Linked DNA regions of Mus musculus: all the other regions are linked to region 1. Evidence: chromatin loops called from intact Hi-C (ENCODE). Cell type or tissue: heart. All regions are shown on one strand. Each heading gives the region's core, and the rest is flanking DNA. Links, peaks and the distances in the headings are about the cores only. Region 1 overlaps Patj (PATJ, crumbs cell polarity complex component). Region 2 overlaps Patj (PATJ, crumbs cell polarity complex component). Region 3 overlaps Patj (PATJ, crumbs cell polarity complex component).

Evidence for each region. Hi-C counts contacts between places; a loop is a spot of excess contacts. Peaks named below come from ENCODE experiments on the same cell type or tissue, not always from the same donor. Only the 100,000 strongest peaks of a DNase experiment are listed, where the experiment ranks them.
Region 2: it touches region 1 in a loop (2.3-fold over the local background); 7 of 42 quality-filtered maps call a loop at or near these places.
Region 3: a loop joins it to region 1, with 2.7 times the contacts of the local background. A loop is called at or near these places in 7 of 42 quality-filtered maps.

What each region holds. Positions count from the first base shown.
Region 1 is chr4:98,540,531-98,551,431 of GRCm38, forward strand. All of the region lies in intron 27 of Patj (PATJ, crumbs cell polarity complex component), which reads left to right. Among named protein-coding and RNA genes, the nearest start is that of Gm40210, 34 kb to the right of the region's middle. In heart, for the core only: a CTCF peak has its summit at 5,049; no DNase peak of the experiment used is centred there.
Region 2 is chr4:98,619,715-98,630,615 of GRCm38, forward strand. It overlaps Patj (PATJ, crumbs cell polarity complex component), which reads left to right. Exons shown (of 44, transcript NM_172696.2): 31 at 3,889-3,975. Among named protein-coding and RNA genes, the nearest start is that of Gm40210, 46 kb to the left of the region's middle. In heart, for the core only: no CTCF peak of the experiment used is centred there; no DNase peak of the experiment used is centred there; H3K27ac peaks cover 1,678 bases.
Region 3 is chr4:98,606,513-98,617,413 of GRCm38, forward strand. Patj (PATJ, crumbs cell polarity complex component) reads left to right here. Exons shown (of 44, transcript NM_172696.2): 30 at 4,556-4,628. Among named protein-coding and RNA genes, the nearest start is that of Gm40210, 32 kb to the left of the region's middle. In heart, for the core only: no CTCF peak of the experiment used is centred there; no DNase peak of the experiment used is centred there; H3K27ac peaks cover 925 bases.

The DNA of each region.
Region 1 (10,901 bases), core at 2,820-7,819:
AAGATATGAGGGACAGCATCCTCTTCCCCAAGTCATGTATGCCACACACCCACAGGCACATAGCCGTGAGAACAAGAGACACTGATTTACATTAAGTGTCGAAAGACTTGTCATTTCTCTTTACTACAGAAACTTCTATTTCGTGGTTTCTCCAGCAAATCCATTTCTCTAAGACTCTTCTCTCCATTCCTTTGTCTGTGATGTTTGTCATTCTCAGTGTTTACACCTCTCCCATCCTATGCACCACTGATTGCTCTGTTGATCTCCAGAAGTGCAGGATAGTCACACAGCATACCTGCAACCTAAGCCTCTGGCCTTCTGTGCTCTCTTTAGAATAGATCTCATAGGTTTTCTCTTTGTTCTGTAACTCTTACTAATTTAATTTATTATATGGCTCATCTCCCTAAACTAAAAGTCAATCAGGTTACTGTTTATCTCATTCTTACTGTCCCAGTAAAATATATTTCATTTATGAAATATCTTCAATAACTTTGCCCAGGTCTGTAGCTGCAAGTGTGTGTCTTCAGTTCACCTGATGGCAGTGCTGATTTATAAGAAAGTTCACAGACGTGACATACACAAGGCTGCAAAGCCCACTAGATGGCTTTATTGGTTGGTTAGTTCTGGACTTGGTGGAGGTAAGGTTTACTGAATCGATGCTATAGTGGGTGAATTCTGTCGAGATGTAGTGGGAAAGTGGCAGGGAATGTTCTTCTCGTTGGCTGACATTCGAATGAAGGAGAGATAGGACGAGCAATCAGCTCATTTGATAATAATTAGCATGGAGTAGAGTACAGTGGGAGTAAAAATTAAATAGAAAATAAGATACTAAAGGTAGTATGAGAAAAACCAGTGCATTGTATAAGACCATGTTAAGTAGAATGGTTCAGAGCCTAAGATAGGATCCTTGGGACAAGGATCTAGGCATGCGTAGCTCATGCAGTCTTCAGATAGTTGAAAAACACTGAGACTGTGCCATGTAGCAACATCTTAACTGTGTGAGTCAGCTGTCCATCCCTCTGAGAAAATGCTTGGGAAAGTCAACTTTTAAGAGGAAATGTTTTTTTTTTTTTTTTTTTTTTTTTTTCACTTAGCTTTAAAGGTCTGTGATCAGGTCACCAGAAAGCAAACTGAACAGTGTGGGACAGCCTTAGGTACCAAGACTGAAAACCATGGTTTGTCAGGGTTCCAGAAACACCAAGGACTTGGGTTGCTTACTGATTCCATAGTGACGTCTGGGTCTGTTTCTGGCCTTCACTTCTCTGTCTCCCACTCAGATTTGCTTTTGGCTGTGAGAAAGATGTCCTAATTTTTCCCACAGGCCTTTTAAATCCTTGCAACAAAATGAAATGCTAAGCCCTGCCCAAGGCTGACCCTGTAGTTTCTAGTCTCAGTTTTGGTTTAAGCCCCTACTGTCTCCTATCTCCCCTCCCCGACCTGAAACTGGTGTTTATTATTTTCCTTCATGACAAGTAAGACAGATGCATGTTTATTCCCTGCCCTCATTCTCCATCCCATAGTGTCTTAGTGAGGGTTACTGTTGCTGTGATGGAACACCACGACCAAAGGAACTTGGGGAGAAAGGAGTTATTTCAATCTCAGTTCTAACAACTCATCAGAAGCAGTGAGGGCGGGAAGCCATGCAGAGCAGGAACCTGGAAGCAGAGGCGGATGTAAAGGCCATGAGGGGTGCTGCTGACTCACGTGGTCTCCGTGGCTTGCCCAGGGTGGGTATTACCACGCCAGGACCACCAGCCCAGGGTTGGTAATACCCACAACAGGCTGGGGCCTCCCCCACTAAGTAAGAAAATATAGCCAAATCTTAAGGAGGCATTTTCTCAATTGAGGTTCCCTCCTCTCTGATGACTCTAGCTTGTGTCAGGTTGACATAAAACTAGCCAGTGAACATAGTTACAGCAACATGCTGGCAGGCCAAGGTTTGTTGAGGACAGAGTATGTAGCGTATTTCTTCTTGAAGCTTCGAATGCATTCCCATTAGATATTCAGAAGGCTGTTAGACCTCTTATTTCACTCCTTGTCACCTTTGGAAGCTGCACCTGATTCTTTAGCCCAGTAATATGGGCTAAAGCCCATGTCCTTTACCTACTGTTTTATAGCACTTAGCATAGTATAGCTTTCAGTGGAACTGTTAGATTAATATCTATCTGTCTTCCTTACTAAACTCTCTTATGTTCCAGGAGGTGAGTGGCTACAGAACCTATTTTTTGGTGGGTACATTGAATTTCAATAGTGGAGATGTGTGTGACGGAGGGTCTCTGACCCCAGTGGGACAGTAGGGCTGGCCGAGAGCTGTGTTGCTGCACAGGGGCCCTTTCCTGCTGGCTTCAGCATCTGTCCAGTGTCTGTGTACTCACTTTCACTTTTTAAAGATTACAATATAATTACATCATTCCTTCCTTCCCTTCATTGTCTTCTTTCCCTCTCAAAATCATCACCTCCTTTTTTATTGTTATTGTTACATATCTATGTAGGCATAAATATAAATATAGCCTTCTGAATCCAGTTAGTGTTGCTTGTATGAATACAATTTCAGGGTAACCAATTAGGGCTCTCAACTCTGAGGAAAGGTAACTCTCTCCCCCTCACAGTCCCTGTTCCCTTTGTCTCTGGGTATAGCCCTGCAGTGCCGTAGCATCTCGCCTAGCAGCCTGACTCTTTTCTGTGCTTGCTTACACCCACCTCACCCCAGCTGCTGGCTGGCAAGGGCAGCCTAGCTGCTAGAAACATACAATGAACTGCTCTTGGGCTGCTTCTTGTTACCTAGCTTTCAGAGCTATAAACGCAGCCCCATCCTATCCTGGTGGGAATTCTTCCCTTTCCTGATATGATCATTCCAGGATAGAATTGTCTTTGTGGTTTGCATTTTCATCTTGGTTTTCCCTTTCCTGGGTTGGTTATGGGCTATAATGTATTTATGTGGCTTCTCTAGTCTCTGCTTGGCACCAGTTATGTGTTATTTACTTGAATACTTACCTAGCACTGTATTACAGTTGTGAAACATACTGATAACCTCACATGGTGACCTGGTTTATGCAGATTATACAACCTAGATTATCAGACACTACAGCTTCATGCTGTGCCTCAATTCCTGTTTGTATTTTGTTGTTTCATTTTTGATTTGCTCTGTTTTGCTGAAATAGTCTTATTATGTAGGTCAGGCTGATCTTGAACTCCTGATTCTCTTGTCTCAGCCTCTTGAATGCTGGGCTTATGGAAATGAAGTTTATTAACAAAACTGTTACTGAGAGTTCAAATATTTTATAAGTGTAGAAGCGAAAACTGATAAAAACTTAGTGTACTAGAACTCAGATACACCATTGACACTCTGTAAGAGCTGTACAGCTGCCGCCTCTGTAGTTAATACTCGATGTGCCTTTGTTAAACTGGTCCCCAAAGGTTGCTTATCAGCAGTTAGTTGTTCCATATCAGATGTCCTCAAAAGTTCTTAATGTGCATATATAAAACCAAGTACATGCACTTTTGGTGTTTAAAAATAGTTTTGCAGGAAATTCTTCTGTTTTCATGCAGGGATGAAAAACTTGTCTCAGACAAACAAAATCCGTGTCAGGTTTGGAAGACTATCGGGGCATTTACTAGTGCCCTCATCCGAGGAAGCTAGCAGGACAGAGAGCTCAGTCCCCACACTCTTCCCAAAACATAAGGACAGAAACGGATGATGCAGTTGTCTGTCCCAACGATTGTAAATCTAAAATTCTTTTGGCTACCATATGCAGACATACCTTATGCATGTACACACACACACACACACACACACGCCCACCCCTTGTCAGTATTGTCCACTAAGAAAAGGTTATACATTTCCTAATGATAGAACAGTTAGAAAGCACAGGGGCACTGCAGTCAGAAGTGTAAAACAGCTAGGATAGCCAGCGGCTGCGCATTTGCCTCACACCTGGGCTTTGGATCACTAAAGCAGTCCAGAAAAGTAACATGGTTTTAATCCAGATCCTGAGTGAAATATACTGTTAGTTAATATGAGAACTTAAAATTCTTTTGACTTGTAAATGAAAGTTTGGAAATTGTGGAAGATAGAAGAGAGTAGAGAACTCTACCTTCCAGTGCCCATGCTGTGTAGAGCTGTGCCCTGTGCCACTGTCTTGACTGACTGACTGTTGTAGGGCTGTCTGCGTGGGAAGAGACACATCAACACCTCCAGTCTCCATGGGCTACATGTGGTTAGATGGCGCATGGCTTCCTGGAATGTTGAGGCTTGTTCTAAAATTGATACATTGTAATGAACATAAGCTACTTGGGAAGAAAGAGTGTGTTTGGCTTTTGGTTCCAGAGAAAGAGAGCAGATAACCAGAAGGAAAGCATGGGTTAATCCCAGGAAGCTGAGAACAGAGAGCGTGAACTAAAAGTCCAGTGTGGCCATAAACTCTCAAAGCCTGCCCTCAGTTCAAGGCTTCCTCTAGCAAGGGTTTGGTAACCTCCCCAGACAGCACCACTAACTGGGAACCAATACCTGAGCCTATGGGGGGCACTCCCCATTCAAACCACTGCAACTCTTTAAAGGTATTAAAATCACTGACTTCTGCATTTGTTATGTACAGTTGTAATTAACACAGATATTTAAATCATAACAAGGTATGAATTAAATACTATGCATGTAAGAGATAGATAACGTTGTAAACAGGTCTCCATTAAAGGAGTGGAAATCAAGTAGCATGCTGCTCCAGAGAACGGAAAGAAAGTCACTTGTCTTCTGTAAGGGTGTGTGTGTGTGTGTGTGTGTGTGTGTGCCGGGGGTGTGTGGTATTTCAGTGTTGCAAATCGCACCTGAGGCTTGTCAAATTCTGTGGCTGAGAATCCTGAGACCAAGAGTCATTAATTTGCCCCATATCACAAAACAGGGTGCTGATGAAGCAAAGGTAGACCCAGGTGTCACTTTTAAGCTCTGCACCCAGTGCTTACCTCCGTGAACAGAGGACAGAGGTCTTTTGTGCAGTCATATCCCCCATAGTGCCCTGTGCATTCAGGTAGATCTCTGCCTCACCAATAGATGTCAGTGTAGCCAACAGTACTTACTGACCAAGCATGGAGCTTGGAGAATGCTCACTCACTGCCAATAGCAGGCAGCATGAGTAGCACCCAGCTTTTGCTACATAAACCCTTTTTATTTTTGATAATGCAAAATATAAGAGTACTGGTTAAGATTAATTTTTTTAGTTTTATAGAATGGCTTTCCTTATGTCTTACATAGTTAATTGCCCTTTTATGGACTTGTCCTATTTATAATTAAGTGAAATAAGTAATGTTTATACCCTAGCTATATGATTAGAAGCTGGTAATACTGGTTTCCTCTTTTAGCTTTCTTGAACTGTGACCGTGTTTTAAGCTTCAGCCCTTGCTGTAGTTCAGGTGAATTTAACAGAAGTACACACTTTACAGTGGAATTGTTGAGCAGCTTTAAGCTACATTTAAATTGCCTTGTGTGTTCCTGACTCTTTCGCTGCTTGGCTTATGATGCAGTAATGATTGTTTTACCTATAGTTTATACAGAAAGGCTGGACAACACTGAAGTGACTGATAGATTTGGCTTGTAATGTAAAGGACAGACATCTTTGCACATTGCCATATGTGGGTTAGGTGTACTGAGCTGAGCTGGGCTGGGCTGGGCAAGGTGGGGCAGGTGAAGTGGGTTTAGCTTTTTTTTTTTTTTTTAAACAGTTTCTATGAATTACTTTTGTTCCCATTTAAGTTTTCATCCCAAAGCTGAATTGTATTTAAAGTGTCAGAGACACTAGTGAGTCATAACTAAGGCATTATAGTGGACTGATTGCTTTGTGGCAAACCTGATTTTGTGCTGGAAGCAATAAGGAAGAGAAATGTTGGTGACTCTTCTGAACTGGGGGCAAGCTTAAATCCATAGCTGCCTTTAATTTGCATGGGAAAGATGCTGTCCCCCGAAGCACTGCCTCTCAGCAGGAAAATGGGACATTAACATGTTATCAATAGAAGCTGGCCACAAAATAAATAGTTGTGTTTGTATTGCCGCCTGCTCTGAAATAGAGCTGTCTTTCCTGTGTGCACAGGGTGGCTGGTGTCACAGCCTGCAGCATGCAGTCCCTAAGTATGCAGGGTGACCGAGCGTCAGGGCCAGCAGCAGCCTGCAGCATCCAAGGATCTGACTGGAGAACCAGGGATTTTTGCCGGCAGACCTTGCAGGCAGCTCTCACCTACTGGCAGATGTGACTCTTAGCTTGAGGGAGAGATTGAAATGAGCTTCAGTGATTGTTTCCCATGGTAGGAACAGAATGGCAGGTTGCCCTTTAAAAGAATAAAATCGGAGGGAAAAAGAATAGAGGCCCAAGGTCGTGGGAAGAGAGGACAGAGTTGGAGAGAGTGGAGCTGCTTCCAGCATCTTCCTGTCAGGAATGCAGCAACCCTGAAGAGAGCAGTCCTGCAGCATGGTCCACGGGGGCTTCCCAGGTAAGGCTTCCGCTGCTGACGAGAGCTGCAGGTCTTGCTACATGCAGTCAAATGCTGCTTTAATGTTGGTGCAGAGTAGCATGCCGTTTAATGATCTAAACAGGAGTAAGCTAAGGCATCTCTCTGAAGTGAGAGGGTAGGGGCTCTTGGGCATGAGCAAGGTGGACGCATGCTGGAATCCTCACAGCACCTTTAGCTGGAGGCAGCCTTAGAGGGCTTTTAGAAAATACGGCACTTTATCAGACTGTCAAGAATGCGTTAGGAGTTTCTGCACCCAAATCTTTAACACCCCGTGCATGCAGCATGCTTGCCTTTCACCGTGATGATTGAGAAGCGCATCTCCTGGGCATTTATTAGCATTATTTGTGGCTTCACTGTGATGAAAGGAGAAAGGTATTTACATTAGAATGAAGGAATTCTGATTAATTCTAAAGCTGAGAAATCAGCATTTTGGATGTAGGTGAAAGCAGTGTATCACTAAGGAATCGGAGCAGCACACAGAAAGCTGCTTTTCCTAACCTGTAAATAGTCCCTAAAAGAGTATTTGATCATTGGGACTGGCTCTCAGTCTCCACCATCTGAGCCTGCACCTTTGAGTCGTTAGGTTGGGGGGCTCAGCTTCTGCAAGCATCACCAGCCACTTCCTTGTTAAACATATGCTCTGAAAATTACTGCTCAGTTGACAGTAGGAGACTCTCAGTAGTAAGAGCATCTGTGTGACTTTTAAAATGTTGATATGTTAGAACCAGAGCTCCTTCTTTTCTGGTTAAAATGTACAATATTTAGAACCAATAAGAGTCTTCATGAGTCCCTTTATCTACGGGTCAGTTTACTCAGAGTCTGATGCAGCGTGACTTTCTTTTCATTTTCAGTAGAATGACTCAAATTAGGTTTTCTCCTGCACTTACAGGACACATGGAGCAGTCTCAATTTAGGCAAGCACACCTTACTCCTGGCTCTTCTTTCACGATAACTGAGTACAAACTTGCTCTTTTCTGTAACATCACTTCTGGGCATTTTAATGAAGGTCCTGCATAACCTATTATCCAATCTGTACATTTAGTTTCCAGGAAATATCTGAACTGTTAAACATGTGTGTCACACATTCCCCAGAGGGATGACGGCCTTCATTGGATTTGTTTCTCTTATGCAGTTGGAATTGCTTTCTGATAGCTGTCATTGTCAAATGATTGTTTGACAATCTTGTCAAACTTGCATTGACAAGAAACTATGGGGATGACCAAGAACCTGGTGGATCGGCCTGCTTCACTCCAGACTCCTTAAGTCGTTGGTTCAGTGTGTTTGTATTTTAGTTCTCATGTTTTGGGGTTTGTTTGTTTGTTTGTTTGTTTGAAATCAATCCAAATTATAAGTACATTTAAATCTCCTCACTGCCATGAAGTTGCCATTGTTTATGCTTCAAAGCCATGGTAAGAGTCTCAGTTTCTGGAAACTGCATTGCATGGATGCGTTCATTAGGAATTTTCATATTCTTTGCATTTAATCACAATAATATATGAACTCAGTTTTAGAACTGAGACCAACTATAAATGTGAGCTGTCATGGAGCATGTGTGTGCTGCATGTAATATATCCAAATCCTTCTACTCAGGGTTAACTACTCAAGATCTTATAGCAAATAGCTTCAATATTAAAAAAAAAATCTTCTGTCTTTTTACATCTTATCTACCTACCTACTTGTGTACCTATGTATGTACATATGTCTATTGTGCATATGTGTGTGTGTGTGCCTTCATTAGTTTATACGTACCATGTACCTACAACTACCCATGGAGCATAGATCTAGAGTCTTAAGAGGTTGTGAGTTACCTGATTTAGGTCTAGGAACCAAACCTGGGTCCTCTGCAAGAGCAGTAAGCACTCTCTCCAGCCCCTAATTCCAAAGTATGTCTAATGTCATAGTCACATACTGTGTCCATTGTTTATGCCCTCAGTTAATATTAGTTTTCATGGAGTGGGCAGGTTGTTGGTATCTTAAACAGACATAAGCATGACAGACTCTATTATGATCCTGTCTAAATTAGAGTCCCTGTGAGCCAGACTGTGTGAAAAGTGTGCATGCTTATCAGTGCAGCATTTGGAAGAGTCTTGTGATTTTGAGAGCAGGCTGGGCTATACATTGAGACAGAGAAGCTGGACATGGGGGCATTTGAGGAGGAAAGAAGGGAAGGGAGGGAAAGAGAGAACAACAGAGGGAACTGAAAGTCCATTAAGAGCCAAGAAGCGCTGCATCTGTGGCCAGTGGGACAGAAAGGAGAGAAACTGAACCAAGAAGGGTGCTCTCACCCTGTATCCTGAGACAAGCTAAAGCGATTTCTGAACTGGAGATTAGAGTTGTAGCTCACCCAGTGAGCCTGTGTGTTAGAACACTGCAATATAATTCCTAGTTTTCCTTTCTCCCCTTTCAAAAGGTTTTCTGTATACTTTGCTAAGTGCTTCATATGCTTTATTTTCTTTATAGTTTCTCACGTAAATTTATAAATTACTGGTCTTAATTTATAGGTAAAACATCCATGAAAAGCATTCATGGCATTCTTCAGCACTTTACATTTAAATATTGAAGGTTCCCATTCAAGGTAGTAAGACTGAATTGGGAAAATTACAGCAATGGAGGCATGCCATGAGCTGATGGGTGTGCTTCGCTGTGTGAGGCTCAGAGCAGCACCAGCCAGACCTCCCTCTCAGCGCCAGCAAATGTCTCTCCCTTCACGGAAAAATTAGTGCGCTTAGGGAAGAGGTAGCAAGTCTCCTGATGTTAGCTGCATGGAAATGGGTAAGTTGGTGGCTTCGTGAACATTTAGGCAAAAGTTGGAAAGCTTGTACTTCGAGTCATTTCTTATTTCCATGCTTTGTTGTCATTAGTATTTTATTCATGGTGTCTTGGATCTCATTTGGCTCTTAGCTCAGTAGTTCTTATGTCTTCTTCGGGTGCTCAGTATCCTATAGTATCTGCTACCGTGAATCTTAACAAATCCAGTACAGATGTGGGTGTATCCTGGGAGTGGGAGCCATCACAATTTCAGAAGCAACAATCTTATAATTTACAAAAATAAACGGGAGATTGGCATCTGATGGCTATAACTGGAACACTAAGATGCTTCTTCGTTTCTTTTTTTTCTTTTGGTTTTGTTTTTCAAGACAGGGTTTCTTTGTGTAGCCCTGGCTGTACTGGAACACACTCTGTAGAACAGACTGGCCTCAAAAGCAAAGATGCACCCACCTCTGCCTCCCTGAATCCTGGGACTAATGGTGTGAACCACCACCACCGCCAGGCTCATTTTGGTTTTGATACAGTGTCTCGCTGTGTAGCCCATGCCAGCCTGGAACTTACTATTTAGCCCAGGTGGAATTTGTAGCACTCCCTCTCACAAGTGGGAATTTCAGACATGAAAACCAGACTTGGAAAAGTTTTGATATGTCTATAAAAGAATGCCTGTCTTCTGTGTCAGTTGCGACTGTTACTCTGGCGTGTAGAGCTGCTGAAATCTCCTTTTCATGTTCATTGCTTTCCTTCCTCAGTGTCAGGTGCTGTGTTGTATGTTTAATAACTTGTAAGTTATTTAGTCCCTTGTTTTGATTGTTCTTTAACAAGTGACATTGTAGCAGGTAGATAATCTGGATTGCATAGCAACAGAACCTGTTCTTAAGTTTAATTACCACTTCCCTTGTGAGCAAAGTGTCTGTGGCTTGCAGCGGTAGTCTGAGATTAGTTCTCTAGGTTTTGCTTTTCCCAGTAGTAAGAGTTGAATTTGTCTTTAGTCTCCCTGTATGCATTTTATGCATTTTTAAATTCTAAATCAGAAGTTCCAGAATCTATCAATGAACAGAATAGTTCTCAAAGGGTGGCCCATCACCCTCCATAGGCAGTGGGACATTTCACTTCTGTTTTATGAAGTTTCATGAAGGCAAAGTCAAAACATGGAGGAAGCTAAGTAGCTCGCTAGCCCAGGAACAGATACCAGGTAAGGAGAACAAGAAAGTGTGACCACCTGCAGACTGTGGGTGAGATTAGCACAGATAATCCACAGATGTGGGGCCCAGCATTGTAAAAAGAGAGTGAATTCCAGGAGGGAAGTAGGGCCACTATCAGACATGCTTGGGAGTGTTTCTTTACACAATCACCAGCAATCCAAGTTCAGAATTGCTATGGTTTTCACTTTACATATGAGACACTCTAGTAAGGCTCATCAAAGCAGCCCTAAGTTCTTAACTGCTACTGGCAGAGCTGGGTTTGGGTCCAAATCCAAACCCCAACACCAAGGTCTTCTTCCTTGGCTTTGTTGATGAAGCTGAGCACTCAAGTTTCAGACCTAGAGATTTAGGGGATCAGATAGCTCTAGCTCCCCCGAAGCTCTCAGAATTTCACTCTTGAGAGGCTGGACACAGGCCTTCCCCATATGCAGGTGC
Region 2 (10,901 bases), core at 166-5,165, 77 kb after region 1:
TCTCCTCTCCATCTAGCTTTGGCTTTTGTATCCTCCTCAATGGAGGCATGTCCACCTAAAAGCAGAAGAGAATGTTAAAAGGTGGACAATAGTGCATCTTAAAACATGGCCTTTGAAGTGAGTCAGACCCAGGTGGACTGAATACTTGCATCAGACAAAGGTCATGAAAGAAGCACAGATGTTGGCATCAAAGATTTTTCAGTCTCCTCAGATAGATTTCCTGCATACATAATGAGGATGCAAAAGAGATGCTAATGAATGATGGAGGGGGAGGTGATACCCTCTAGAGAAACCATAAACAGGAGCTGCAAGAGTGCTGTCAGAATAGTACATTGTCTTGGAGGAGCTTCTTATAATGCAATATGAAGTATAGTATATTGGGTACATAAATCAGTAAGTAGTCGTTCAGCAGGTTATCAAATATATGCATTATGTAACTGTATATGCTGCACTTTGAGGTGATTGGTGGTACTGTAGTTTCTTTACACCAGTGTCACCATCAATGTGTGTGATACATGTGCTTGTTTTTACAGCAATGGAACAGGCTAGAGTCAGAAGAACTTTAATTGGGAAAATGTCGTCACCAGATTGGGCTGTAGGCAAGCCTGCAGAGCATTTTCTTAATGATTGAAGTGAGGGGGCCCAGCTCCCTGTGGGTAGTGCTATGCAGGACAGGTGGTCCTGGAGTGTATAAGAAACCAGATTGAACAAGCCATGAGAAAGGCAGGAAGCAGTCCTCCTCCATGGCCTCTGCATCAGAGTCTGCCTCCAGATTTCTGCCTTAAGAAACCCTGACTTCTCTTGGTGATGGACCTTGACTGAGATGTGTAAGCATTACTTTTGGATGGTATTTTATCACAGCAGTCGAAACCCTAAGACATATGGAAGGAACCTGCTTTGTATATGGCCTATCATTTACTGAAACATTACTTTGTAGTAGGTGACAATACCCCAGTACTTGTTTTATTGGGAGCTTTTTGTTGTTTGTTTGTAGACAGTTCCTGCTACATAGGCTTGCTAGCTCTCTGGAACTCTTGCAGTGGCCAGAGCTAGCAGTTTCTCTTCCCTGGCTTTTTACAGCCTTTTATCAAAACTCCACTAGCTTCACCTTTCCAGCCTCGGTTTCCCTTTGTTTTGTCCTGGCTACTCTCTTGAACAATCTCTCCTTCAGCAGTCAGATGCCTCTCCACTTTTACAGCTCAGCCTGGTCCCACAAACCACTCCAGTGTCAGCTCCTTCTGCTTCTCTCTTCTGGTGAGCAGCTCAGTCCACAACAGTAAAAATAGAAAAGACCCAAGAAAAGCCTCTTTACTATTACAGCAGAGGGGCAGCAGCTCAGGAGGGCTTCGCCCAGTAAGCTTTCATTGTTCAGTCCCAGCACATGTCACATTCAAGTCGTTTAGGACTTGCTCCAAATCTGTGCATTCTCTTAGGTGTTGGTGGAAGGTTGAGGGAGTGAGCCTTCACAGTACTAGCCAGGGCATTCAGCTGAGATCAAGAATTCCAGGAGTGAGTGTTCTAGACTGTTGGTGCTGGCCTTGGTCCTTCCAGAGTTGTTTGACAGTTCTTGCACTCAAAGGCCATATCACCATCCAACTAGATTGTTTATGATTAGCTAAGCCGTGAAAAATGGATTCATGAAGAACCAGGTTGCTACACTGCTTATTGGCCCCAGCATCAAGTAGGAGCAGGATAAAATAGGACAGTGAGTACAATTCACAAGGCAGATGCGGAGGGAAGCTTTTAACGGCAAACAACTGTGGTTTTGGGCGAGAATCCTAAATGCAGCTGCACTTGTAAGACTTCCCTGGTCACAGAAACAGCTGTTATGTTCTGTGAGGCTGAGGCCCAATACTGATGCCTTGGTAGGAGAACTTGACGTGGAGCCTAATCGGTCATACATATTAACAAGATTTTGGCTGGGTGAATAACTCTAATGAAGACTCCATGGGGTAAAGAGCATTGTCACCAGACATAGTGTTCAGAATAACAATTGATATATGTGGTGTAATGAACCAGTTTGGACATTTAACCAGAGATTGCCGCTGGCAGGGTTTTAGGCTTATTGCTTGTACTGGGTGTAACTTGTACAGGATAGCTTTCCCACACAGAATGTGTCTTTAATGCATTCTTTTTTTTTTTCTTTTTTTTAAAAGGATTTATTTATTTATTTATTATATGTAAATACTGTGTGGCTGTCTTCAGACACTCTAGAAGAAGGCATCGAATCTCATTATAGTGAGCCACCATATGCTTACTGGGATTTGAACTCAGGACCTTTGGAAGAGCAGTTAGTGATCCTAACCACTGAGCCATCTAACCAGTCCCTTTAATGCATTCTTATGTCAAGACTTTATCCACATACAAGAAAAATAGAAAGAAGGGCATCAGACTGTCTAATATAGTGCTTGAATGGTTATAATACGGTTGCAGAATATAAGGAACTGAGAACACTTTAGTTAATCGGTGCTATGATTATTTGTAACCACACTGTGTGTGTGTATTATCCTCTTTCATAGCAGTATATATCAGGCTTTCTTGACTGTTTTTTGTTTGTTTGTCCTGTGGAGGCTGTTGGATGTTTCTATACTTGTTTTGTACAGTTATGGGAAAGCACCACTTAGAGAATTACTCACCACACTGATCATCATATCTGCACAGGATTGGACCAGTCAGGGTTTCATCACAGATCAGGAGTCAGGGGAAGGTCCATAAGCCCCACCTCCCCTGAAGGGCTTTGAACCGTTAACCATCTATGGTAAAGAAAGTGTCCTTTTCTTGTCCCTGTTCCAGTAAATAACCTCTCACCTGTGCTCAGGCCTGAAACTCTCAGTGGGTCACACAAAAAGACAGAAAGTAGGAGGGGACTTGTGACAAGAAAGGTTTTAATGGAAGGGGAGATAGAAACCAGGGGTTAAAAACAACTGACATGTAGCATATAAATGGATAAAACTGAAACAATGAAAGGTTTTTTTTCATTCTGTTGTTTGTTTTTGTTTTTGTTTTTTCGAGGCAAGGTTTCTCTGTGCAGCCCTGGCTGTCTCAGAACTCATTCTGTAGATCAACGTAGTCTAGAACTCCGAGATCTGCCTACCTGTCTCCCTGGGATTAAAGGCGTGCACCACAACTGTCTGGCCCAAAGAAAGACATTTTAAAAAGAAAATCGGTTTTGCTACAGAGTCCCATGACTTTAGAGTCTCTAGACTTAAGGAGGAGGCTTAGAATTCATTTAATGTTTATACTCTGAGGTCCAAGTTAACAATAACAGCCTAAAAATAGAATGTGAGTAGGCTGTTAGATTTTTCTGTAAAAAATTGCCTGTGTCTTACAAAAGTAGAATTTGCCTCTTAGTAAAGGTAGAGCTACCTAGGTCAAAGCTAAATCAACCCTTACTCAAAAGAACTTAAAATTCATTTACTTTTTCTTGCATTTATTCAGTGTTGGGGGGGCGTCAGGAGACAAAGGCAGCTGGTTCTCTCCTTCCACCAAGGGAGTACTGAGCAGGAATTGTTTCTGCTAACGAACTGAACAGACATCTGATAGTTCATATGCCTTTTGACTCCTTACCAGAACTAGCAAACTCCAGGGTCTGGGTTTCTGTTCCTGACAGATTGTTGACAAAAGCAAGGGATCTGACCTGAGACTGCCATCCTGTGCCTGTAACAGACAGCAGGGACCAGCATTCCCAAGGAATACTGAAAGCAGGCAGCACTAATCAATGCCTAGTAAAGCAAATGGACAGAGACATCTGCTGGCCTTCTCTTACAAAGGACCGTGGCAGAAACAGTGCCCAATGAGGCATTAGGAACTCTGCACCAGTGTGTGTGTGGTCTGACACAGTGTGAAGGAAGAATAACATCTTTCTGCTTGCCTTTTACTGTCCCATAGGATCTGGGTGGCACTGAACTTGTCAGTAGTGAAGAGGAGAGCAGTGTGGATGCTAAACACCTGCCTGAACCAGAAAGCTCCAAACCGGTGAGAATCCTGCCTGTTCTTTATCCTGGCCCAGGGAGGGGTACAGGGGAGGGGTACAGGGCCTGCATTTCTTACCACCTAGGAACGACTCTTTGCCTGCCATCTTGGTCACTAGGTACCTTGAACTCTGAGACAGGAAGAACTTTCCACTCAGCAAGTGACAAGTTCTCAAAGCACAGGGTCTCTCCCACCATGCTTGAACTGTACTGTCCAGGACTAAAGTGACAGCCAGCCACTCCTTCAAATTCAGTTCACCCCTGGGTATTTCCAGAGTCTGAACTGCAAGAACTCTATTAATACAGGAGTAAAAGACACCTACTTGTTCATGAACTAGAACTTTATCAGATGAGAGAAGTTGTGGCTCTCCCTCCAGGGGGATAGGACACTTTGTTGTCTACTTTGAACCAGGCTCCCTGCTGTGTTCTGTATCCATGAAGATGGTGACAATTCCTTTATAAATAAGAACACAAAGTTAATTTCCTTACATAGGTCAATGGACAATATGTGTCCCTGCCTTTCTGCATTGTAGCCCATCACTTCAAAGTTGGCTACAATTGTTACAAAGAAATGTGGGATTTTCCCTGTCCCTGTGTTTCACAGTGTCTTATAGATCTCCAGAAATTCGACCCTTACATGAGTTTAAATCTGGTTGTGGTATTATTTTACTTGAAGGAATTTGAGAAGTCATCCATTTATTTACCATCCTTCAACTTTTAGAAAAGCTAATGTATTGGAACTGGCTTAGATTGTATCCCCAACAATGAACAAATTTGTTCAGGTATAAAGGTAAGGTTATTTCTAATTAGGTATATCCTCAACAAGAGTAGAAATTGTAGCAAACCCCAGTTGGGCCAATCTCCTTATGACTCAAGATGCCCCCAGTATCAAAAGGAACAATAATAATACATGAGGACTCCTCTTCCTCTTCCAAGAGACAGAATGAATGTCTGTACTGAAAGTCCAGGCATTTAAATACAAGTTAACTCTTCGGGAAACTGTATCATTGTGGATACATTAGAGAAAAGGTATTTAAAAGCAACAAAATTTTTTGTAGCAGGCCCAGTTTAATCTTTAGAAGAAATAGGAAGGAAAGGGAAACATTTCTTTATGTCTGGGAGAGTCTGATAGTACCAACGAGACTCTCCTGTAGGCTGCAGAGAGGAGCCATTTTTAGTTCACTCTGCTCCTAGGCCCCAATAGTGAGAGATGACTTTCAGACAACCTAAGAGGTATGAACTATTAAGCTTCACTTTAAAAGTCTGTGTGTGTGTGTGTGTGTGTGTGAGAGAGAGAGAGAGAGAGAGAGAGAGAGAGACAGAGACAGAGACAGAGACAGAGAGAGAGAGAGAGAGAGACAGAGAGACAGAGAGAGACAGAGAGAGACAAAGAGAGAGAGAGTGTGTGTGTACTACATGTGTGCCTAGTCTGGGCTTGTTCTTAGATACTAATTTACCTAAGAATAACTGGACTCCCCATCTTATTATGTCTCTCCTCCCTTTACTTTTTTCCATCTTCCTCATTTTCTGATATTCTAAAATTTTTCTTCACCATTTCTAGTGGATTCTATGCGTGGTCTAATTGAGAAAGGAAAGGTAGCCTGAATTTGGACACATTTTCTAGCATAATATAAGTGCTCTCGTATGAAATATTTCGAGTTTGGCCTTAGCCTGTTGTGGTGGCACATGCCTTTAATCCACGCACTCAGGAGACAGGAGCAGGCAGATCTATACAGCTTTAGGTTTAGTTCCTTGTACACAGATTAGCAAAAGCTACATAATGAGACCTTGTCTTTAAAAAAAAAAATGTGGTCTTGGGACTAGGGAGATGGCTTGGAGGGTGGCATTATCCATGCAAGCATGAGGACCTGAATTTGGTCTCTAGTGCTCACATAGAAGTGGGGCAAAGGTAGGGAATCTCCAGTCTATAAACTGATGACATTACTGCTCCATGGTATGGTGGAAAAGGCTTTTATTGTAGCTATTAGAGACCAGCCAGAGGCATCTGGGAGAGCCCAGAGCAGAGAGAGAATGATATAGACTAAACATGACCAGCAGACTGGACATGACCATGGCCATCTGCAAGAGAAGGGAGAACAGCCAGGGATGGAGACTAGAGAGAACATAGTGAGAGAAGCAGAGAGGGAGCAAGCATATGGGTAATAGCAGGGCTATCAAGACAATGAGTAGCTGGGGAGGGGAGCCTGTGAGCGGGAGGGAGGCTAGGGTAGAGGAGGAGGTAAGAAGGGCAGGATGCTAACGTGGACTTGTGTCATGAGTACTTGTGATACCGAGGACCCTGGAGGCCAGCATGATGTTTGATATGCTGATAGGCTCCCAAGGTAGCCATATGTTCCTTCTGCCAGAGACTCCTTTTGGTAGATGGGAACAAACTTCACAAGCTCCTGCGGAATGGTGGCTTTTGTCTACCCACCAGAAATCTTCCTATGGTCTAGGTTGACCTTATTTCTAAATTTTTTGACTACCTTTTGGGGTTTGGGGAGTTGGAGTGTTATAAGTATGTACCACCATGCCTGGCTGTGTTTTTAAAGGGCTTGCGATGCATAAATGCTAACACTAGGCTCCCATGTTTAGAAGCGTGGTTGTTAGGTGGGAAAGAAAGGGAAGACTGACTGAAGGGGGTGTGCTCATTGCATTCTTATAACTGACCTCTGTATTGGCTGCTGCCTTTGTATCTCAGATCCTGTCATGGCTCATAATTTTCTGCTTTTCTGTAAAGCTAATTTACATTTTCTGTCTCCTTAGCCATCTCTTCCTCCATGCTGTTACTAATAACAAAATAATCCTAAACAGCCACCTTGCAATAAATAATAAAAAGATAACTAAGGTAAACAATGGGGAAAGGCACTGATATTTCTCCAAATATATACAAATAAGGGGTCAATATGTGGAAGATGCTCAATAGAAATGCACTAGAGAAATGCATGTCAGAGATGTGAGATGTGGCTTCACACATCAGAGCCGTGGTAAGGTGTGGCTTTGCAACCAGTAGAAAGTCTATCATCAACACAGCAGGTAACAGCAGGTGCTGTGGGTGCGGAGGAGCTGGAACCCCACATTAATTGCTGGCAGGATTGGGAAGGGTGTTAGATTCTAGGGATCTGTCACTGGCAGTAAGCAGACACTGACTCTTATGATGGATGCATCACAATTATATTGAAATTCCTACTTTGATCAGAGCTAAGAACTAGAAGTCCTTGGTGCTCACAGGTCATGTGAATGAGGGCCTCATCTAGGGATATCTGGATTGAGATTTGAAGATGTCGATATAATTCTTTCTTATTCTCTATGTGGGCATTAGCTCTCAAGATGTCAATATATTAATTCTTTAGATGCTCAAGTGCCTTGTGTAAAATGATGAAGTGTTTGCTATAACCTATATACATTCTCCCTTTTCTTTAGGACATCTCTGACTCACCTGGTATACCTAATACTGTATAGGTTGCTCTTATACTGTTGATATTATTATTGTACATACACAGTTGTACATATTGTTTATGGAATAATGACAAGCAGCCTATATGTGTTCAGTATAGATAGCCAAGGTTTGTTTCTAGTGTGTGGGTGTTTAATATTGTCCATTTGTGGTGGCTGAAGCATAGATGTTCTGTGTTATGTAAGCATAAAAGGCTGACTGCGGTTGAGAATGGAGCAGAAAAGAAACAAAGGAGGGGCTGGAGAGATGGCTCAGCAGTTAAGAATACACGCTGCTCTTACAGAGGACCGAGTTTGGGTCACAGCACTCATATTAAGTGACTCCAGGAGATCCGGTGTTTCTAGCCTCTCTAGGCATCTACACTTATGTGTGTATACCCCACCACACACTGATATACATATACACATAATTTTAAAATAAAGAAAACTGAGAGAGAGAAAGAGGGAGATGATTCTAGGTGGTCTTAGAACCTTGGATAATCTGCTGAACTGAAAGTGTCCAGCTGGTAAGATGCAAGCATTTGGAGAAGTCAGCAGAAGCCAGGTCACATTACAAAGATGGTCTTTGAGCTGACTCAAAGATGGTCTCAGAGGGCTGTAAGGGTCAGCTACATATTCCTTGTAGCTGCTATGTGAAGATGAGATGGCAGATGGGGCAGTCCAGAGTGGACAGTGACAGGCTGGATATGAATCTGTGACAGCAATGGCAGTGTTCAGGATACAGAGTGTGCAACAATGCATTTCAGGAAAGGACCACACAGATGGCAGTAAAAAAGACTCACCTTTCTTGACTCGTTGTGCAAGTCCTCTTCCGTATGCGTTCCTTAAAGCTTTCCTCCACAGGCTTAGGGTGACAGAAGTTCTGTTCATCTTCATCACAAGCCTTATCCTAGGGTGTGGCCAATATCCCAAGGTTACCCCACTCAAAATGACCCCAATAGATGTGCCCTGTATTCTTTCTCTGTTTTGTGAAAGTTCATGGTACAGCTTGTGTGCCAAGTGACACATGTCATTTCAGCCTGGCTTACATGGCAGCCTCTGTGGCATTTCCCACTGCTCAGTTTTCTTAGGTTATTTCAGGTTTGCTTGTGTTTCCCCATGGAGTCAGTGGCATTTGTCGCTATCCTGTCATAAAATGTCCTTCTGACCCTTAGCACAGGGACATGCACATAGGAAAAACGCAGGGAGCTCAAGGTAGCATCTAGCCTGGAGTTTCTTTGTGTTGATTTTAGAAGTTATAGGGTACAAAGCTCATGCCTGGGAAACCATGAGCTGTTTCTGAAATTAACTTTCACTGACCTACATAGTCCGAGGCATGAAAATTCAAGAGGAAGCTGGCAGCTCATCTTACCATTTCAGGTTCCATCCGCTAGACTGCCAAGATCAGAGGAACACCCTCGTCTCTGCCTTGAAATACCTGGTTCATATAAGATTTGCAAACATATTTCAGGGAAGATCGGTTTTAGATAGTGCCTTTATGTCAAGATACTCAGGGAAAGTCAGTTTTAAATAGTGCCTGTATGTCAAGATACTCTGGCCGGACTCACCTTTTCCAGGGTGAGGACTGTCAGGTACAACCCAAGAGCCTAATTCTGTAAAGACACTCTTCCTCTGCCAATCCTTGCTCTAAAGGGCTCGCTCTGCTCATCTCTGACTTCTCCAAGCCTGGCTCTTTGCTACCTCTTTGTTATAAGAACTGATGATGATTCTGAACATGAAACTCAACATCAGTTGCCTGAAGCAAGGCTTGCTCAACAGTCATTAAGACCACATTTTGCCTAGGTAAAATCCAAGTGGGCCAAAGCCCTTGTTTTTCAGTCTACATTTTCCTTAGAAGCTACATTTTCTTAGGAGTAAAAACATAAAACACCATTAAGATTCAAGAGTATAATTTGATCCAAATCAGCTCTCATTGGTGGTCAGGGGCCGGACCCACATAGCAGTGTCTTTCTTTCAGTCAGCACAATGTTCCTGAGATGCTCAAGCTAAGTTTTTTACAGAGGAGTTTTTAATTTTTTAAATAAGTAACCTTATTAATTCTTGGAGAATTTCATAGTGATATGATTTTTATTAGATATTTTCTTTCTTTACATTTCAAATGTTATACCCTTTCCTGGTTTCCCCTTTTCTGGTTTCCCCTCTGAACACCTCCTATCTCCTCCCCAACCCCCCTACCCTACCCCTGCTCATCAACCCACCCACTCCCACTTCCAGGTCCTGGCATTCCCCTACACTGAGGCATAGAACCTTCACAGGACCAAGGGCCTCTCCTCCCACTGATGACTGAGCTATATCAGGCTCCTGTCAGCAAGCACTTGTTGACATCCACAATAGTGTCTGGGTTTGGTGATTATATATGGGATGGATCCCCATGTAGGGCAGTCTCTGGATGATCATTCCTTCAGTCTCTGCTCCACACTTTGTCTCTGTAACTCCTCCCATGGGTACTTTGTTCCCCCTTCTAAGAAGGATTGAAGTAGAACTAAAACCATCCAGTGGAAAAAGACAGCATTTTCAACAAATGGTGCTGACTCAGCTGGCCTGTTAGCATGTAGAAGAATGCAAATTGATCCATTCTTATCTCATTGTACAAAATTCAAGTCCAAGTGGACCAAGAACCTCCACATAAAACCAGATACACTGAAACTAATAGAAAAGAAAATGGGGAAGAGTCTCAAGCACATGGGCACAGGGGGAAATTTCCTGAACAGAACACCAATAGCTTATGCTCTAAGATCAAGAATTGACAAATGGGACCTCATAAAATCGCAAAGCTTCTTCTGTAAGGCAAAGGAAACTGTCAATAGGACAAAACGGCAACCAACAGATTGGGAAAAGATCTTTACCAATCCTACATCTGATAGAGGGCTAATATCCAATATATACAAAGAACTTAAGAAGTTATACTTCAGAGAACCAAATAACCCTATTTAAAAATGAGATACAGAGCTAAACAAATAATTCTCAACTGAGGAATATGGAACGGCTTGAGAAGCACCTAAAGAAATGTTCAATATCTTTAGTCATCAGGGAAATGCAAATCAAAACAACCCTGAGATTCCACCTCACACCAGTCAAAATGGCTAAGATCAAAAACTGGTGACAGCAGATGCTGGTGAGGATGTGGAGAAAGAGGAACACTCCTCCATTACTGGTGGGATTGCAAGCTGGTACAACCACTCTGGAAATCAGTTTGGCAATTCCTCAGAAAATTGGTCATAGTACTACCGGAGGATCCAGCAATACCTCTCCTGGGCATATACCCAGAAGATGCTCCAACTGGTAATAAGAACACATGCTCCACTATGTTCATAGCAGCCTTACTTATAATAGCCAGAAGCTGGAAAGAACCCAGATGTTCCTCAACAGAGGAATGGATACAGAAAATGTGGTACATTTACATAATGGAGTACTACTCAGCTACTAAAAACAATAAATTTATGAAATTCGTAGTCAAATGGATGGATCTGGAGG
Region 3 (10,901 bases), core at 3,684-8,683, 67 kb after region 1:
CCCAACACAGAGTAATGTTCACTACTCTATTGCCTTAACACAGGCTATTTCACCATCTGAGTTGGGCCAGATGATTACTGCCCTGCCAGTGACCTCTCACGGTTCTCTACTCCTCAATGTTATGTTTACAGACATGCACAGCCACACCCAACTTTTTGTGTGAGGATTTGAACTCAACTCCTTTTACTTACAGAGCAAGAAAGTACTCTTACCCACTAAGCTGTTTTTCCAGCCATTTCCAGCCATACTATATGTGTGTGTGTATAATATATATATATGTATGCATGTATATATATACACACACACACACACACACACACACACACACACACACACACACACAATATTCTACAAATAAGAGACCAAATTGGTAGTGTTCTTAATATCCTATTGAGAAACAACAAACTGACAGCCCCAGGGTAGTAATTCTACAATTGTAATTTTGTTTGTTTGCTATATTCCTCACTAATTGCTAATATCATCAAGATGGGAATCATGTTTTATTCATTTCTATATTTGTATTATAAACATGTGTCAAATAGATGTACATATTCAAAATAAGATGAGCTATATCATTGAACTGCAAGCAATTAAACTCTAACCAGCTTAAGTTAAAAGGAAAGCAGGGCTGGAGTATAGCTCTGTTGGTAAAGTACTTGCCTAGCATACACAAAGCCCTGGGTTCTCATCCCAGTACTCTATGAACTAGTGACAGTGATGGAAGACTGTAATTCCCGCACTCGTGGGTGACAGCAGGGTCATTCTCAGCTGGTGAGTTTGAGACCAGCCTGGGGAATTTGAGTCTGTCTTAGGAAAAAAAAAAAAAAACAGGAGAAGACACCCTTAGGAGATTATAGAGATATCTCATTGATTATCAAAAGGAACCACTAAGACTTCCAAAGAGAAGGCACCAGCACACCTCAAGAGTTATCAGCACTGGGAGGTTCCTGAGCTCTGTATTAACTGGAGGATTCCCTTTCGTAGTACCTTGATGGCACACTACTGAGTTCGGTGTATCTGCTCTAAAATTTGAGCCTCTGAGATGGAAAATTTGGTTGGCCCAAACTAAGGTACCTATATGTTTCATCCACTCATATTGAGACAGGTTGTTTGCATTATCTATTATAGGTCTCATATACCATCCAGGTACTGCCTATGAGCTGGACATATACCAAGTACTATCCTTCACATGGGGAAGTGCTGGTTCCTGGCAGGCTACAAACAGAAGACTGTCATTAAGTCACGGAAGCAGGTTGGAACACTTAGGACTTAGCTTGATCACAGTGCCTTCCATTTCATGTTTTCTCAGATCACTTATTCAGTAGACACTGTAGCGTGCATACTCTCCTGCTAGGTGACCAGCTAGCAGCTATCATTCCCAAGAAATAAGGTCTCACCTCTATGTTTGTTAATTTCTCACTGTGTCTGATATATAAACCATCCTAGATATCCGTGTGCCCTAGTTACCTTTAACGGTCAGCTCAACACAGCATTGAAGGGATTTTCACACCTGAGAAAGGATTTTCCATTGATGTGTTTCCAAGATTAGATTAACCTGGTGGGGAATTGTTCTAGTTCTTAATTGATATTGGAAGACCTAGACCACTGTAGGCAGCATCATCCCTGGATAAGTGGTTCTGAGCTAGTAAGAAAGCTAGCTAAGCATGAGGCAGCAAACAGCATTTCTTTATGGTTTCTGCTTCGGATTCCTGGGTGAGCTCCTGCCCTGACTTCCCTCAGTGATGGACTATGTCCTGGAAGCTTAAGCTAAATAAATCCCTTCCTCCTCTAAATTTCTTTTGATCAGAGTGCTTTTATCACAGCAACAGAAAGAAAACTAGAGCACAATATATATGAACGTTGAATATAGGTAGGATCCATTGTTCTGGTTTCAGGCCATACACACAGGGGTATGTACCCTGGAATAATTCACGTAAGCATCTCTCTTTAGCAGTGCTTAAGATAACTATAAAAACACAAACAATTGCAACTCTAGGTTGTATTTCATGTGGGTGCCTAACTTTCACTGCTGTTCAAAAGCTTGATCTTTAGAGCAAACAGGTTTGATTCTTGAGGAGACTCTCAGACTGTTGAGGGTGTGAAGACTCCAGAAGTCTTGTGGCCCACTGCTCATTTGCTGTGTCAGCCCTTTCCTTCTATGCTCCTTCTCCTGTGTCTTTTCTCTTTGAAGTCACTAGGATGCCACTCTCCACAAAATCAGTGGACTTTAAATGTCATTGAAGTCATATTAATTTGTGGAAAATCATTAGATTTTAAGCAGATATCCTGAGACAACTACTCATGACCACAGAGTATATGTGCAGCAATGTTTTGAGTGCTAGGAGCCTTGCACTAAAGCTTTGTCTGGGATGCTGGGTGTCCAAACGCCGATCCTCATGACTGTGTGGGAGGCACTTTACCAACTTAGCCGGCTTCCCACCCCTTCTTTACACTCCACCTCAATTCCCAAAGAATATTCACCATTCTGATACTCCAGTTTACTTTCATAACAGTCTAGGAACAAAGACTGTGAAGAGTGATTTCCTCACAGCCCCACAGCTAGAGCTGGGTTTCCCCCGTGAGGTACACAGTAGACTGCCTCCTCAATGGAATAAGAAGCCATAAGATGATTTAAAGCCAGAACAGAAGTATAATCACATTAGGTAGGAGTGTCAAAGGTTCATGGTCATCATTCTCTAATAGGAAGTTTGAAGCCAGCCTGGGCCACAGGAAACTCAGTCTCAAAACAGAAGATGATGATAAAGAGGAGGAGGCAGGGGTGGTTATGACTATAATCAGATTTATCTATCAAGACCACAATAACTTGGCTGGCTGAAGAGTAGCCTGCAGTGCAGATTCTGAGAAACATAAAACCGGAAATCAAATACAGAGCTTTCTTTGATTAGGGTGAGAAGTGGTGGTGTCCAGCACAAGGGGTAGGATGGGTAGCAGTGGAAATATTTAAGATACATTGTGAACATAGAGTCATGAGTCTTGTTCATGGATTGGAAATACCGCTGAGAAATGAGTTGTTTTTTTCTAGAAAGACTCTTAGCTCCCAGCCATACTCATGCAAACGACCCTATTAAATATAGCTGACATGGGCAGGAAAGTGGGAGAGGAACTTTCAGGGAAGAAGAGGTTCAGGGCAGGGGGAAAGGGATGAGAGTATCATAGGGATGGATGTGATCAAAGTGCATTATATATGTGTAAAACTATGACTGGCAGCAAATTTCAAAGACTCTTAGTTCCTGGTTGAGCAAGAGGGCAAGTCTTAGTGAGTACTCAGGTGAATCAGCTATAGAACAATCTGGAGAATTAGGAAAATAGTGAATTCTGTTTTTCTCAGAATGCTTGTCAGACATGTAGTAGTGACCCTTCAAGTGGAGAGTCAAATGTGCAGATAGTGAGCTCAGGACATGACCGGGTTGGATGTAGAAGACATAAATGTGGCCTTTGTTAGTGGAGCTCATCTCATTGAGATTATTAAATCATATGGAGAAGTATGCATAGGTGTTTATAAACAGTACGACGACAGGCTTTTCAAAGAAGTAGAGACATGACTAAAGTCTGAAGCAGGAATGGCATGGGCCAGTGGACGTGTTGCCCAGCTGCCTAGTCAGGTCACTTTTCTATGAGAAAAGACATATCAGGTCTTAGGTTAATTTCCCCCCCTTCTTGGTGCTAGGGTTGAATTCAGAGCTTCGTGTAAATGTTCTTACAGTGAACTTCATCACCAGCTTTTGTGTGCTAAACAGAAAGCATCTTTGTGAGTTTTCTGCTTTTATTTGTGGAAGATAAGACTTCACATAAATATATCTTAGCATAGCTATATTGGTCTTGCATAATGAGTGACTAGTGTAAGACAGTCATGATCTCCTACACAGTACTGCCTGTTGTCTGCTGGTCACATGATAGAAATGAGCCACATGATCAGAACTGGTATTTTAGAGGTGGTTGTGTACCTTTCCCCTGCTGATTAGATTCTAGCTCTTCTATGCTCTGCTCATTTAAGATGACACCCAGCATCCACATAACCACAAGGTGTGATCTTTCTAGAGCTGTGCTATCCCCATCCATCACTCTTCCTCATAGTCTGCCATGTAGGGCCTTTTATAGACACCCTGACATCCTTTATTGACAGAGCAAAGTTTGAAGCCAAGTAAGAAGCCTGGGAATGTTTGCAGTTCAAAGAACACAACACTGGAGACATGACTAGGACCTAGAGGCTGTGCACAGTTTTAAAAGTTGACATGCCATGGTGGCGCCGAAAGAGTTGACACTGTTCTAAAATTATCTTCTACAACATCAGACATTCTAAGATGGGTTTACTAACTCCCAGAGTCATCATTCTGTGTCACTAATAATTATATCTGAGTAGCTCTTAAAAGCGTGACACCTTTCTTTGTGTAATAGCTTTGCATGCTTGATCTCTCCACATACCTGTGCTGTTGTGTGCACATTTTTTAACTGAAAACAAAGGAAATACTTGTAATTTGAGTCAGGAACTTAACCATTTTCGAGTACTGACTCTTCCTGTTTGTCCATTTCACAGAAACGAAGATGCAGTCAGTCAGATGGCCGTCGCTCCCTTCCCGGAGCTATCACATTCTCCATCGCCTGTTGAGGTAAGATTGCAAGAAACAGTTCTCAGTGCACTCGATAGATTTCTCATTTCTGTAAGACCTTACCTTTTGATTTTTAATTACGTCATATCTATTAACTAGCAAATTTCCCTGCCTAAGATAGAAAGCTGTGGAGGTATGATTACAGTGTTAAATAAATATATTAGAATCAACTCACTAGTGTTGACTCTTCAGAGTTACAAAGTTCCTCAGATCTATTGGATGACCTAGCAATGGCCATGTATATGCTCAGTCCAGAGAGCCCCTGCAGCTGCTCAGTCCACGAAGCTGGAAGCTCAGAACAAGGAGGACTACAGTGTAGTCCCAGGCTGTCGCTGAAGGTCATGTCCTTGAGAATTGTTGCTGTGAGTCTGCATTGGAAGACAAAGCAGCTGAACTCTGATGTCCTCAGCACACTGGAGCAGTGATAGACACTTGCCAGGAGGAATGGCGCTTGCACCTGTGGTCTGATGTCTCCCTCTTCCTTTTCCTTCTGGGCACTCAGTCTCATGGATGGTACTGCTGACGTTTCAAGGTGTTTCTGACTTTCCCCCTCAGTTTCTACTGCATAGCTCAGTCATCTCTAGAAACATCCTCACATGTACTCTGTGAGGTGTGTACCCGACCCCGTGTCCTGAGTCCTGTCCAGATCAGTCACCATTAAATCAGAATTGATTCCAGTTGCATTTTTTAATCTGTTTTGCCCAGTTGTTTTAGGTAGGTTTTTACGCTGTGAACAGATACCTGACCAAAGCAACTCTTATAAGGACAACATTTAACTGTGGCTGGCTTATAGATTCAGAGGTTCAGTCTATTGTCATCAAGGCAGAAAGCATGGCACCATCCAGGCAGGCATGGTACAGGCAGAGCTGAGAGTTCTACATCTTCACCTGAAGGCTGCTAGCAGAATACTGACTTCCAGGCAGCAAAGAGGAGGGTCTTAAAGCCCACACCCACAGTGACACACCTACTCCAACAAGGCCACACCTACTTCAACAGGGCTACACCTTCTAATAGTGTCACTCCTTGGAATGGACTGAGCATATACAAACCATCACACCAGTTATTGTCAAATAAACTTCAAATTAAAAATTTGTAGCAAAGGGCAGTGGTGGTGTATGCCTTTAATCCCAGCACTTGGGAGGTAGAGGCAGGCGGATTTCTGAGTTTGAGGCCAGCCTGGTCTACAGAGTGAGTTCCAGGACAGCCAGGGCTACACAGAGAAACCCTGTCTTTAAAAAAACAAAAAACAAAAAACAAAACAAAAATTTGTAGCAATAAACATTGTCTTCATTGTCAGATTTCAGCAGTCTTGCTAACACTAAGGTTTTTTGTAGTTTTTTGTTTGGTTGGGGTTGTTTGTTTGTTTGTTTGTTTTTTAACTTATTTAAGACCTCAAAGGTTCTGAAGGTATAGCATTATAGTCTCTGGTATGCATCAGGCCCTGTGTTCAGTGTGTATTACCAAGAGACTGTAGTAGGAATGGTGAGAAAAGACTTGAAATAGATAGAAGACAGCTGACAGAGGGCCAGCCCCCCCTCCCCCCAGCCAGACTACCCGTTCCGATCCTGCAATTGTCCATGAGCCATGGAGCCCTGAACAGTTGCAGTTGCACTAACCCTTTGACCCACATTCTAGTTTTTTAAATAATAGTAACAATAGCTTCTGCCTTATTGCTTGGATTAAATAATGTATTGCAGAATATGTTGAGACCCCAGTAAATAACTGAGACCACAGATTGTAGTAAGCTATGTAAAAGCACCATGGCTTCATCTGTTTTCTTTTGCTGGGAATGGCTATAGATATCAACCACACGCCTTCCTTAGTGTGGTCCTGGCCAGCTGGTATCTGCAGCTTCCTGATGGGGGGTTTCACATGACAGGTGACTGAGGGTGCTGCTAGCTGTGCCAGGCCCTGTCTGGGTACTTCCAGTATTACTTTCATGATCCTTGCACCCAGACTCAGGTAGTGTTGTTATTTACAACTGTGAGAGGAAACCCGGAGGCTAAATCATATACCCATGAGCCTCTGTGCATACCTGACCATGACCACCAAGCCCCACACACCTGTCATGGAGATGAAAGAATCAGTGTATAGGAAGGACTTAGCACAGTTCATGCCACAGGGCAGCACTCAGCACAAGAGAACTGTTATTTAGAGAAATTTTAACGCAATTTTATAGTACATATTAAGAGCTATTGAAATTCATTTTTAAAAATTGTGCTAATCACTGAACTGATAAGTCACCATTAAAATTTTTTTCAGTCACCTATAAAAAAAGATTTTTTTATTATGTCTTAATCTTGCTGAATCAGTAATTAGCCAGAAAAAGGAACTTGGTGTCATTCAAAAGGGTATCATTATCTTATGAGCATTTAAAGACTGATTTTGCTGTTTATTTGTTTAGTTGGTTGGTTTTGGGTTTTGGTTTTAAAGCATGATCTTACTCTGTCGCGCTGGCTAGCCTAGAACTCATCCTCGTATATAGACCAGACTGGAGGTTAATCTCAAACTCATAGAGGTCTGTCTGCCTGCCTCGACCTCCCAAGTGCTGGGATTAAAAGTGAGCACACCTGGCCTGATTTTTCTTTTTAAATAAAGTGTGCTGTTAATGAGGTAGAAATTATTCCACTTATAATTTTCAAGATCCTAATCACAATAGCTCAATGCAGTATGCTGGAGTCAGCATTTCAGTTGATGGAGAATTAAGTCAAACAAGGTGCTTACATAATCCTTTCCTCCCTTCCTTCCTTCTTTCCTTCCTTCCTTCCTTCCTTCCTTCCTTCCTTCCTTCCTTCTTTCTTTCTTTCTTTCTTTCTTTCTTTCTTCCTTCCTTTCTTTTAAGATTTATTTATTTAATGTCTATGAACACACTGTCACTATCTTCAGACACACCAGAAGAGGGCATCAGATCTCACTACAGATGGTTGTGAGCCACTATATGGTTGCTGGGAATTGAACTCAGGACCTCTGTAAGAGCAACCCAGTGCTCTTAACCAATGAGCTATTTATCTGCACCACCAACCCATTTCCCACCCCCTACCCCCACTCCCATTTTTAAGGATGCAGCTCCAGAATTTCTTTTACAGTATTGCCATTTGAATTACATTCTCTGTTCTGGTGGCTCTAGTGACTGTCACCTCTGGAAAGGCACCTTCCTTTGGGTGGCATGAACTGTGAGCTCTCTTCACCAAGCTGCCCTTGTTTGCCTACATGGCAGTCACTCTGCTTTTATGCATAGGTGGTTCTGTGGGCTTTCAAGCATAACCTAGTATGTGGATGACAGAAGAACCAGTTTAAACCATACACTATATATTAAGTACAGCCATGCCATTGTTAAGTTGAACCTGACAACAGAAATGTGGCCTGACTTTTATTGTACGCTAGTGACATCTCACATTCCTCCCTTCATTTGGGAAACATTTATTAAGCTCTAACATCTGGCATAGTTCCAGCCAAGTTATTTTGGGCCCTTAGGTGCTAGGAGAGTCAGAAAAAAATACACCAGCAGAATATTGAATCACCGTGTGATGGTATTGTTGTGTCGTGCTGGCTTGTTTAATTTTCTTTCTACAAGTTGCATGTTGGTCATGTGACCTTGGTAAAGGTAGTTAACCTCCCAAAGCCTGTCTTCTCTATGAAGCCTCTTCTAAGTCTATCAGAAGGGAATAGTGAGACTCAAGTCCTAAGTCGGAAGAGTCCTCACAGCTATACATTTCCATGGCATTGTCAGCATTTCTATATACACACTTGACCACGGAGAGACCATTACTGCATTGTGTAGCAGTGTGTAAGCACAGCTCAGAAGTCAGGCATATTGCAGTCTGAACCTTCATCCTGTTAGAATTAGCACTATGAAATGCTCAGTCTGTTCCTGGCACACACTGAGAGTTTATTGTGGTTGTGCTCATATTACTACCTTGAATACACATTCCAGCTTCTGGAACCTTCCCTGTTCAATGATTATGAGCAAAATAGAATTTCTTCCTTTATTAAATTTTTTAATTTCTGAATTGACAAATGAAAAGTGTATGTATTTACCAGATTCAACATTGTTTTTTGAATATGTATACATTATGAGATGGCTAACCCAAAAAATAGCTTGCATTTCTTCACATATTTTTGTTGATTTGTCTGTGTGTGTGTGTGTGTAGGCGCACATGTGCACACTAATATTACTTGAAATCTTTTAGAGTACTGCATACCTATAATCCCAGCATTGAGGCCAAGGGTAAAAATAGTGAGTTTAAGGCTAGCCTGGGCTACATACAAGCTCCAAGCTAACCTAGGCTATATAACAATATCCTAACTCAACACATAATAAAAAAAAAACAACAAAAAAACAAAAACAAGGGCTGGAGAGATGGCTCAAAGGTTGAGAGCACTGACCGAAGGTCCCGAGTTCAAATCCTAGCAACCACATGACTCACACCCATCCATAATGAGACTAATGCCCTCTTCTGGGATATCTGAAGACAGCTACAGTGTACTTACATATAGTAAATAAATAAATAAATCTTTTTTAAAAAATAAAAAAACCACCCTCTTATTTTCAAGACTACAGGCATTGCTTTTAATTACAGTCTAATTTTATGCACCTTATCCTTATTTGCCCAGTCTAACTGAAATTTTGGAGCTCTTGACTTACATCCTCTCAGCTCCACCACTCTTTCCCCGTAAGCACTACTCGCTGCTTCTGTGAGATAAAGTGAAATCATGTGATATTGTACTTTGAATACCTGACTCATCTACTCATGTTATCTGCCTGTGTCATCACAAAGTATTATTATTATTATTATTACTTTTATTAATACAGGTAGGTTTACACATTGTACTATAAGCCTCATTTTCCTCCAGCCATCTATTGACAAAAGCTTAGATGATCTGTTCCTTTGTAACTGTGGATATTGCTGCAATGAATGTGAGTGTGTATTTCATTTCCTTGGTTGGATTTTTTTTTTGTTTTTTTGTTTGTTTATTTTTTTGGATGGTTGGTTGGTTTTATTTTTTCGAGATAGGGTTCCTCTGTGTAGCCCTAGCTGTCCTGGAATTCACTCTGTAGACCAGGCTGGCCTCAAACTCAAAAATCTGCTTGTCTCTGACTCCCAACTTCTGGGATTAAAGGCGTGTGCCACAACTGCCCCTTTTGGGTGGATTTTAAAACGTGTTACTACTGCCGTGTGTGGCAGCACTTAGCTCCCAACAGTGGACACTAAGGCAAGAGAACCATGGGCCCAGCCAGTCTGGGTGGCATAGTGAGACTCCGTGTGTTTAAAAGAAGGTTTGGTAGAAGAAGCTGAAACATGGACGAAGAGTACATGGGGAGTAGAGAAGGAGGTGAATGAAGGGACATAATAGACACTGTGGGGAACTAGACTAAGGGTACATGAGAGAGAGTAGAATTCTAAACTCCAGCATGGCTGAGTGACATGCTGTGGGCACTTGGAGGTCCCCGAAGCATCTGAACGGGGGATGATCAGGCCAGGGTTAGTTGAGTAGAAATGTTAAAGGTATGAGGTGGCCCCTGCCATAAAGGCACTTGCTGCAGAGCCTGATAGCCTGCATCCAATCCCTGAAACCACCTGGGAACCAAAGCACGTACTCACATATCATAAACAAAGAAAACAAACGTTTCTCAAAGAAAGATGCCTCAACTGAGGAGGGAAACCCAGTTAACATGTCACTGCGGTGATCCCATAGAGATCGTCACTGCGGTGATCCCATAGAGATCGTCACTGCGGTGATCCCGTAGAGATCGTCACTGCAGTGATCCCATAGAGATCGGGAGGGCTCAGCTAGAGCCAGGATGTAGATGTTCACGTGATCCCTCCATGAGGAGGCCTGGATCTTGTCTCTGCAGCAGGAGCTTCTAGTTTCCTTTTACCTCAAGGCTGTGCTTTCTGAATAGCTGTTGAGAGGGACTGCCAGCCTTGGAGTGCAGAAACAGTTATAGAGGGTCAACCATTGCCAAAATTTCCCTTTTACCTTTAACTGTGCACTGTCTTTCTGGAATTCTGATTTATCTAATAGTAAAGGTTTTCAGGTAAGCAGTTAGGAGAAGGAAATTCAGTTTGTCATATCTAGTAAACAGAATTTTCTTTTTCAAAAAGAAGTATTTAAGAACTTCTGCTGTGGTGAGAGTTAAAAGCCCTGAGTGGTATTTTGGTAAAATGTGTTAGATTTAGGGGCACAGACATAAACACAGTCTAAAGCCACAATCATGAGTCTTCTTTTTAAAATAAAGACAGCTTAGCTGGGTGTGGTGGCACATCTCTT